2 separate regions of the Homo sapiens genome follow, and region 1 is linked to region 2. A link is an interaction called in ENCODE POLR2A ChIA-PET data of the cell type or tissue named here. Cell type or tissue: PC-3. All regions are shown on one strand. Region 1 overlaps LTBP2 (latent transforming growth factor beta binding protein 2). Region 2 overlaps YLPM1 (YLP motif containing 1).

Evidence for each region. ChIA-PET counts read pairs that join two places held together with the same protein. Peaks named below come from ENCODE experiments on the same cell type or tissue, not always from the same donor. Only the 100,000 strongest peaks of a DNase experiment are listed, where the experiment ranks them.
Region 1: POLR2A ChIA-PET joins it to region 2 with 10 read pairs; 3 of 35 experiments call an interaction of 5 or more read pairs at or near these places.

Annotation. Positions count from the first base shown.
Region 1 is chr14:74,569,849-74,574,848 of GRCh38, forward strand. All of the region lies in intron 3 of LTBP2 (latent transforming growth factor beta binding protein 2), which reads right to left. Among named protein-coding and RNA genes, the nearest start is that of LTBP2, 40 kb to the right of the region's middle. In PC-3, a CTCF peak has its summit at 3,681 (motif pointing right); DNase peaks (open chromatin) are centred at 663 and 2,243; H3K4me3 peaks cover 1,696 bases; H3K27ac peaks cover 4,315 bases.
Region 2 is chr14:74,776,591-74,781,590 of GRCh38, forward strand. It overlaps YLPM1 (YLP motif containing 1), which reads left to right. Exons shown (of 21, transcript NM_019589.3): 2 at 1,857-2,093; 3 at 3,815-3,994; 4 at 4,744-5,000. Among named protein-coding and RNA genes, the nearest start is that of YLPM1, 16 kb to the left of the region's middle. In PC-3, no CTCF peak of the experiment used is centred here; no DNase peak of the experiment used is centred here.

The DNA of each region.
Region 1 (5,000 bases), 210 kb before region 2:
TGGCCCAAGCTCACGTATCTCATGAACGGCAAAACCCACAGTCCTAAAGCTCAGGACTGCCAGGCTCTAAAGCTCATCTCACCCCTCCCATCACTGCAGCCAAACTCCCTCCACAAGCTGCCATGGTGATGCTGCATTAACTACAAGGAAGTGTATGAAAACCAGAAGTGGCTGGAGAGCTGCAGCCATGAAAAGGGAATGAAAATGCAAGGCAGGGCCTAGGGACCTGGCAAGTGCTACAGGAGATTGGAGGAGGGGCTGGAGGAAGGGGAGGAGAGACACCTAGGCTGAGGGGATTGAGCTAGGACTCTTTCCCAAAGCCACAGCAAACCTGGTATACAAACATCTCACCACCACTAACTTGGCCATGAGATGCTCACCTCCTGAACCCTTGAGTTCCCAGCTCATGGCCTTCAGGACCCTTCCACCCTCCATGATGCGCCCCCACACATGCCCATGCACAAGCTTAGCAGGTCTGGCTTATTGAACAGCAAACACAGGCCTGACTCCAGATGTGTTTACCCCACTCGTGGGCCTGCCCCGACAAGCACACTGTAGACTAAGGCAGCTAGGGACCTGGGTCAAAGATACACTTTCAGGAACTGGCCAAAGTCCCAGCCTGCCCTTTCCGCTCTCACAGGGGCTGGAAATTTACCCCGGGGCCATAAACAAAAGGAGATTTCTATGGGAACTAGGGCCCCAACCTGGAAAGCTTCCATTCAGCAATCTAGCAGCCCAAATCTGTCAACCTATGATGTGCCAGGCCTCTGCTAAGGCATTTTATTTTTTTATTTACTTGATTAGTACAGCAACCCTATGATACAGGAACTAGTGTCCCCATTTTACAGAAGAGAAAACTGAAGCACAGGGAGCCTGCTAACTTGCCCGGGGTCATCCCCAGCAGGGAAGTGCTGGGCCAGGGTCTTCAGGCTGAGCTCTGTCTGCCTCTGGGGGATGAGATTCCCTTCCCCACCCTGCTGCTCACCCTTGGCTGTGACCAGAAACCTCCCAGGTCTGGAAACACCTTCAAGTGCTCTGGGCAAATTCTCAAAGTTTCTGATGACCGCTGCTGCATTTCTGAAAGGCTCAGATAACCCCCGAGGCAGGGGACAAGTAAGAGTGGGTACGGTGAGACTTTGAACAAATGTACAGAACCATGAACCAAATAAACCACTTTTCTTTATATTAAAAAAAAAAAAAAGAGTGGGCACGGTGGCTCATGCCTGTAATCCCAGCCCTTTGGAAGGCTGAGGTGGGCGGATCACTTGAGGTCAGGAGTTCGATACCAGCCTGGCCAACATAGTGAAACCCCGTCTCTACTAAAAATACAAAAATTAGCTGAGCATGGTGGTGGGCACCTGTAATTCCCCAGTTACTTAGGAGGCTGAGGCAGGAGAATTGCTTGAACCTGGGAGACAGAGGTTGCAGTGAGCCGAGGTCATGCCACTGCACTCCAGCCTGGATAACAGAGCGAGACTCCATCCTCCTCCCCACCAAAAAAGACTGGGTGTCATTTATAGAGGACCAAAAATGTGCCAGATGCACTTACGTGGATTAGTCAATCCTTCTGACAATTCCATAAGGTAGCAATGATCATCCCCAGCCTACAGATGAGAACACTGAAGCTCACAAGGTTAAATCACTCACTGTAGGCTGCATAGCTAAGTGGTGGAGCTGAGATTCAAACTCAGGTTTATTTAAGACATAAATTATTTCACAATTCTGCCCTCACACGCTACTGCATTTTGTGGAGCCTCTGACCTTGTCCCAAGAACATCAAAAAAGAAAGAAATGTGGAATTAATTTTTCTCCCCTGGAAGGGCGTGGCCTGGCTGGGGTCTTGAGAGGATACCGCCAGACCCCTGCAGATGCAGACTCCCTCAAGTGGCCTCTGCTGCGGGCACTCGCGGGTGGACATGTTACATCGTGGGCAGGGCTGAGGCTCCAGGAGGAAAATGCAGCGTAGGCGACATCTGGAAGCAGAAATGTGGTAGCTCCAGAAGTTTTCATCTGTAATCTTTGTTTTGCAAGGAACAGGGATTTTTTTTCTTTTCAAAAAGTACTCCACTTCCTTTTAGACCTTTCACAAATATTTTTGTAGGAGAAATAAGGAGAAAAAAAAAAACCCACAGAATGCTTGTCGCAGCTACTCACTTCCACCATGAATCACAGACACAAAACCACAGCTATGTGGCTAGCAAAGCAACTATGTGTTTTCACATTTCATTATTGGGAATCATTTAGCAATCTTCCCGGTGTCATCTGCAGACAGATAGACACAGACAGACGAATACACCCCTCTGGGTCCCAAGCAGCCTCATACAACACAGTCATCAGATGACTTTGCAGTTAATCCATTTTCCCCTTCTAATCCTTTTCTGGGAAATTATCCTGCCAGGTTTAAATCTTCCCCTTTAGCCCTTCTGCAGAGGTGGGGTGTGTGTGTGTGTGTGTGTGTCTGTGTGTGTGTGTGTGAGAGAGAGAGAGAGAGAGTGTGTGTGTGTGCATGCGCCATGACAGGGGGAGGAGGAGGAGTGCCGAGACACTGATTCAGTTAATTTCACAAGTGGAAACAAGTGTATGTTTCAGAATGCCTCCCTTTTTTTTTTTTTTAAACTGTGATCATACTTTGCTAAAGTTATTTTCACCTGGGAAGCTCACAGTGCCTTTTCTGACCGTGGCAAATTAATTAACTGATGGCAGATTTAAAGATGGAGTAACTGGAAAAACTACCGGACCCATAAATCAGAAACCTCCTTTATGTCCTGGACAAGAGGTGAAACCTGATACATATTTGAAAAACTTGAGCTCAAAAGGAGAATTCACGGAGCCTGAAAAAATCTCCATTATGACTTTTGAGACATGTTCTCTCCACAGCTTCCACCCACGCCCCGCCACACACACACGCATACACACACATACCCCCGCAGAGGGAGACCCTCACTGAGTGAGCAGCCAGTTCTGTAAAAAGCAGCCGGATGGGGCGAACCTTCCCTGGGCCATCTGAAAAAGAGCTTTGCCAGTCTTTCCTCTCTTTTCTTGCTTCATTGCTCCCAGCCTCTTCCTTTCAAACAAAAATCCTACAGGATTTAAGTTGGCTAGATGCTATGAACATAGCTACAAGCTTGAAATGTTTATTGTCACTAGTTATTTTAAGTCCGGTGCTGGAAACTGTATACATTAACATTTTAATGAGGCCGAATGCTGCTCCAGGCTCTCACCGACTTCTGTAGTTTTCTGAAAAGACGCTGGATACCTTGCCTAACCCAGTACTCTGCAGTTTCCAAGCCAAGCTGGATGTTTCCGCACTTGCCTACGCTCACATGCCCTGGAGGCTGGTTCGCACAATGACTATAATCACAAGTTCTGAAGTCGAGGAGAGCTAGGCTGGAATCGCCCTTACCCTCAGTGTCCTCATTGCAAAGTGGGAGTCATGGGAATACCCTCCTCACAGGGTCATGGCAAGGACTGGCAAATGTGCTGAAGATCTTCCACTTGCCCCTGGATCCCTCTCCATCCCACTCTGAGTCCTGGGAGATTCCTTTGCCCTCTGCCTTCTGGTCCAGTTCCATCAGTGGGGAACTGTGGCAGGAGGTCAGAGGGCAGGAGAAGGGTGAGTGGAGGTGCAGATCCTCCCAGCTCCCTCGCAACAGGTACTGCAGGTGAGCAGTGGCTGCATTCCTCCACCAGAGGCCGCAGCCCTGTCCATGGCCCTCTCCTATAGCCTGAGCTACCCTGGGTTCTTATGACTGCTGGTCCCTTGCCCCTTTAGACCTGGAGGGTAAGAGCTTGCCTACGTAACTACCCTGGGATACTCCACCATTATTCATTGTTTTCTCTTGACTCTGCCAGTGCTTTTGTAAATAAATACATCGAGTGTGCCATCCCTTTCCTGCTGGAACTCTAACTGACCCAGACAAGAAAAAGTATTTGCTATCGAGTACTGAGCACTTACCTATGTGAGCCGGCACTTTATCCACATTCCTTTGTGTTATTCTGACCACAGCTCTGCGCAGCCAGTATTGGTATCATCAGTCTTTCACATTGAGACTCGGGGAGGTGAAAGAACACACTTGATAGCACGACTGGGGAGTAACCGAGTCAAGTGGAACCGGGATCTGTCTGACTCGTGGCCCATGCTCTTAGCCACTGTGCCGAGCTGTCCCCAGTATTAAATTAGGTGGTGCCTGTAAACTGTCAGCTTATTCAATAAGGCTCCATCAATGGTGGGTTAGAACAACAACCACACATACAATCGAAAACACCCACAGTCCTAAATGTTACTTTAGCATAACCCTAACCCAACCCTGACCACAATCCTAAGATTAAAACCTCACCCTAATGCTGCACTGCTAAAGTTATTCCTCTAATCTTACCCTAACCACTACCGTACTGTTAAATAGAATGTCACCCTAACCACAACCTTAGTGCTAGTCAATCTTAACCCAAACTTCCGCCATGGTAACCATAATTCTAAGCACACCACTAAGGCCATGATGAGCTCTGGGGAACCTCTGCACCCCTGTGCTCCTGGGTGCTGGTCCCTGTGCTATGCCATTTATACTCCACTATTTGGACACGACACAATTGACCAAAAGACATTTGTACAACATCCATGTCCTGCATGTCACTGAGCTGGTGACTCTAAAGTGGGGACAGCAAGGAGGAAAAGAATAGGGTAGGAATCTAGCACAATGCCTGAAACACAGCAGGGTGCAATAAATCCTACTGATGATGAAGATGATGATGATGAACTGGAAAAGGTAGCTTTCCCCATCACCGAACTGTAGGCTCTGGGAGGACAGAAGGTGAATAGCTCGTATCTCAGAGATTTGTTTAGGGCTGGACCTGGGGCAGGGCTGGGAGGAGTCCTCTCCTGAAACCAAACCCAGGATGCGGTCCATATATTCCTCAGCTCTGGGAGAATACTAAAAAAGGGAGTCACTAGGTTGTCATCAGAGAGTTTGAGATCTTCTTGGGCCAGATGTCCGCCTTCAGGC
Region 2 (5,000 bases):
ATAGACTGAAAATGACACTTATTTATAGTATAGAGCTGGAACAAGAAGGCAGAGCATCACCTTGCACTTCATCTCGGCTGGGAATGCACACATGAGTCAGGGGACTCATGTTTTTCACTGCTGTCCACATGTTTGTGAATGACTGGGAAAGCTCAGTGAGTATGGATTTTGGGTTTAGAAATAAATTTTAGGTCGGGTGTGGTGGCTCATGCCTGTAATCCCAGCACTTTGGGAGGCCAAGGTGGATCACTTGAGTCCAGGAGTTTGAAACCAGCCTGGGCAACATGGTGAAACTTGTCTCTACAAAAAATACAAAAATTATCCAGATGGTGGCACATACCTGTGGTCCCAGTTACTCGGGAGGTTGAAGCGGGAGGATCATTTGAGCACAGGAGGCGGAGGTGGCAGTGAGCTGAAACTGCACCACTACACTCCAGCCTGGGTGACAGAGGGAGATGACCCTGTCTCAAAAAAAGAAAAAAAAATTTTAGCAAGTAGGCAAATTTGCAAATACAGAATCCAAGAATAATGAGGATTGGCTATATTTTCTAATATTTCCATACTAAGCTTATTGTTGTAATTTTTAAATGAAAGCACAAAATAAGCTTTCAGAAAATTAAAGTACAGCATAATTTGGAAGATAAAGCTAAGGCTTTTAAAATAAATAGAAAGCATTTTAAAACACAGTATATTGGCCAGGTGCGGTGGCTCACACCTGTAATCCCAGCACTTTGGGAGGCCGAGGCTCGTGGATCACCTGAGGTCAGGAGTTCGAGACCAGCCTGGCCAACATGGTGAAACCCCATCTCTACTAAAAATAAAAAAATTTAGCTGGGCTTGGTGGTGGGTGCCTGTAATCCCAGCTACTCGGGAAGCTGAGGCAGGAGAATCACTTGAACCTGGGAGGTGGAGGTTGCAGTGAGCCGAGATCACACCACTGCACTCCAGCCTGGGTGACAGAGCAAGACTCCATCTCAAAAAAAAAAAAATAAATAAAACACAGCATATTCTCTTATATGTGTGTACAGCATATTCTCTTATATGTGTGTACATCTGAGTATGGGTAGACTAATGCTACAACAGGTGTTTCAAAGTGGGAGGAGGCTGGGTGCAGTGGTTCACACCTGTAATCCCAGCACTTTGGGAGGCTGAGGTAAGAGAATTGCTTGAGCCCAGGAGTTTGAGACCAGCCTGGGCAACACAGTAAGACCTTGTGTCTATAAAACATAAAAAAATTAGCTGGGCGTGATGGTGCATGCCTACGAACCCAGCTGCTCAGGAGGCTGAGGTGGGAGGATTGCTTGAGCCTGGGAGGTTGAGGCTTCAGTGAGCCATGTTCAGGCCATTGTACTCCATCCTGGGTGAGAGAGTGAGATGCAGTCTCAAAAAAAAAAGAAAGAAAAGAGGGAGGAGTGCTTGAGGAGAAAGAGAGAAGGCAGAGAAGAGAGGTAGGACTGTTCAGTTATATTCATTAATTACAAGACCCCTGTCAATAAATCGGAACAAACTGAAGCCAGGTTAAAAATAAGTAGTTGTGAATACTGAAGAGATTTACCCTGATCATTTATCAAAAAGATGGCTCTTACCTCCAAAAGCATGTGTTTTATTAGAGTACAGAAGCATGTTGAATTAATATGTATGGTTTAATTTAAATGTATAAATTTGGGGGAGGAACTGAAATTTTTCTGTAGCCTGTGTTTAAGATCTTGTTAACTTATTTGTCTTCCTCAGTCTAGCTTTGCCTTTTTTTACATATAGACACATGAACACAGACATAAAGATAGGTCCTTGTCAACACCAAGTTGCAGAGATACATGATTGTCAATCAAAATTCTCAAAAATTGTTTCTGTTGTAGGAACAGCAGCAGTATTGGTATCGACAGCACTTGCTTAGTTTGCAACAGAGGACAAAAGTTCATTTGCCAGGACACAAAAAGGGTCCTGTGGTAGCAAAGGATACACCAGAGCCGGTAAAAGAAGAAGTTACAGTACCTGCCACCAGTCAAGTTCCAGAATCTCCTTCTTCTGAGGAGCCCCCATTGCCACCTCCAAATGAGGAAGTGCCACCTCCTCTCCCACCTGAGGAACCCCAGGTAACCATATAATTAATTGTTTGTGTTTATTAAATTATTTAGCTTTTTTCTGATTCATTTAGTATACTTTTATCATAAATGGATATATATTTTTGTTTTTTTAGGTACCTATAAAGTTGCATTTGTGAAATCAGATGTCTGTTGTATCAGGTTTATTTGTTTGTTTATTTATTTTGAGACAGGGTCTCTCTCTGTTTACCAGGCTGGAGTGCAATGGTGCGATCTTGGCTTACTGCAACTTCTGCCTCCCAGGTTCAGGCAATTCTTCTGCCTCAGCCTCCTGAGTAGCTGGGATGACAGGCATGCACCACCATGACCGGCTAATTTTTGTATTTTTTAGTAGAGATGGGGTTTCACCATGTTGGCCAGGCTGGTTTCGAACTCCTGACCTCAAGTGATCCACCTGCTTCGGCCTCCCAAAGTGCTTGGATTACAGGCATGAGCCACCATGCCTGGCCTGTTGTATCAGGTTTAGAAAAGGAAATTTTTCCTAGTTTGAGTGAAGAGTTGGATACTCTTCTGAATTGAGTGCCTCTAAGCACTAAAGGAAGATGCCAGCATATGTTCATAGTGACAGCACAGGGCAATAGTTGAGTGCTTGAGCTTTTAGAGTCAAGCTACCCAGGCTATAATCCAGGTACTGCCACTTGCCAGTAGTGACTGGGCAAATTTGTTAACCATTCTGTGCTTCAATTTACTCCTCTGCAAAATGGGTATATTCAATAGTAGCTATCATATAGAGGTATTCAAGCATTAAATGTGATAATTCTTGTCACTCAGCTTAGTGACTGGCACATGGGAGGTTCTCATATTGGTCCAAAGGTCATTGTTCTCCCAAGAGCCTTATATGAAGGGTTTAATCAAACCATGATGGTTATATTGTAGTCCATTGGTGAAAAGTGACAAAAAAAGAAACGGATTTTTCATAGAGTGAAAAGGTCTATAACTTAAGGTTCACTTTTTTTTTTTTTTTTTCCAGACAGGGTCTCACTCTGTTGCCCAGGCTGGAGTGCAGTGGTGTGATCTCAACTCACTGCAGCCTCAGCCTCCCAGGCTCAAGTGATCCTCCTTGCCTCAGCCTTCCAAGTAGCTGGGACCTCTCTTCCCTCCCCTCCCCTCCCCTCCTTTTTTTTTTTTTGAGATGGAGTCTTGCTCTGTCGCCCAGGCTGGAGTGCAGTGACGCGATCTTGGCTCACTGCAACCTCTGCCTCCAAGGTTCAAGTGATTCTCCGGCCTCAGCCTCCCAAGTAGGTGAGATTACAGGTACCTGCCACCATGCCTGGCTAATTTTTGTATTTTTAGTAGAGACGGGGTTTCACCATGTTGACCAGGCTGGTCTTGGACTCCTGACTTCAAGTGATCCACCCGCCTTGGCCTCCCAAAGTTCTGGGATTACAGGTGTGAGCCATGGTGCCCGGCCTGGGACCACTTTCCACTGGGAAAATTGTTGTCATATTTAGGAATAATAAGATTATTATTCCAGTGAAGACTATGGAATTTATAAACTCCTTTGTATTAGTATCCATAATAGTATAGATAGAGCTATGTGTTTTATCTAAAGATAGAATAGCTGTTCTCAATCCAAAAAGAACTGAAGATACTGTGTTTGACAGTTGGATATTTCTGAGTTGTAGGGATTCTGGACTTTATAATACATTTATAAAATATTTTTGCTTGCTGTTTTATGACTTACATAAAGATGTGTCCTCTTTTATCTTTAGTCTGAGGACCCAGAAGAAGATGCCAGGTTAAAGCAGTTGCAGGCTGCAGCAGCACACTGGCAGCAGCACCAGCAGCATCGAGTCGGTTTCCAGTATCAGGGAATAATGCAGAAGCACACTCAGTTACAGCAGATTCTACAACAGTATCAGCAGATTATACAGCCCCCACCACATATACAGGCAAGTGCTTCCATAGTCCACAATAGGAAGTTGCCCCAAGACATTGAAAGGATTTGTTATTCTTGAAAGATTTAAGTGTAAAAAACAAAAGATACCAACTGTTGACAATTAGTTGTTTCCCAAGGGGTGCCCAAGTAGTTATCTGCCACATTACCTGGGGGACTGGGGAGGGGTTGGTTATAGTAGAGTTTCCTGATCATGTCAACCCAGGCCAGATGTTAGCTTACTATTGCTAAGGGTCTTAAGAGCTGGGGATTTTTACCATATAGCTACAGGTTAACCTGTGTTTTGCCTGTAAACTACAACAGTAACAGATAAGCAAAGAGGCCAAAAACAGCCATCACAAAAAACCTAAGCAAATATACCGTAAAAGATAAAGTGACTTAGATACTTGTTTGTGTTGTATCTTTGAGGGGTAATGTTGTGTCTGTATATCTATAATAACAGATCATTTTTCAAGTTCTTGAAATTATCCATATTAAAAACTTGAAAAATACTTATTGCTAAGATAGGTATTTGCTTTATTGTTTGGTTGGTTTTTCCAACTCTGTAGTAAGTTGTCTAAGCCAAAGGAAGGAAGAAGAATGATCATCACTCAAAGAACTTAACGAACTTATTCTTAGCCTCCCAAAGTCTTTAGTGTTCTAATTTCCTAAAGCGTCAAATGCCCTTGATTCATTAATATTTTAACCTATGATTAATTATCTTATATGAATGGTTTTAAATAGTTTTTATCCCTTTATTTGTAGACCATGTCTGTAGATATGCAGCTGCGGCATTATGAGATGCAGCAGCAACAGTTTCAACATCTTTACCAAGAATGGGAGCGAGAGTTTCAGCTATGGGAGGAACAACTCCATTCCTATCCTCATAAAGATCAGCTTCAGGAGTATGAGAAGCAGTGGAAAACATGGCAGGGACATATGAAAGCCACTCAGAGCTATCTCCAGGAGAAAGTCAATTCATTTCAGAACATGAAGAACCAGTATATGGGGAACATGTCAAT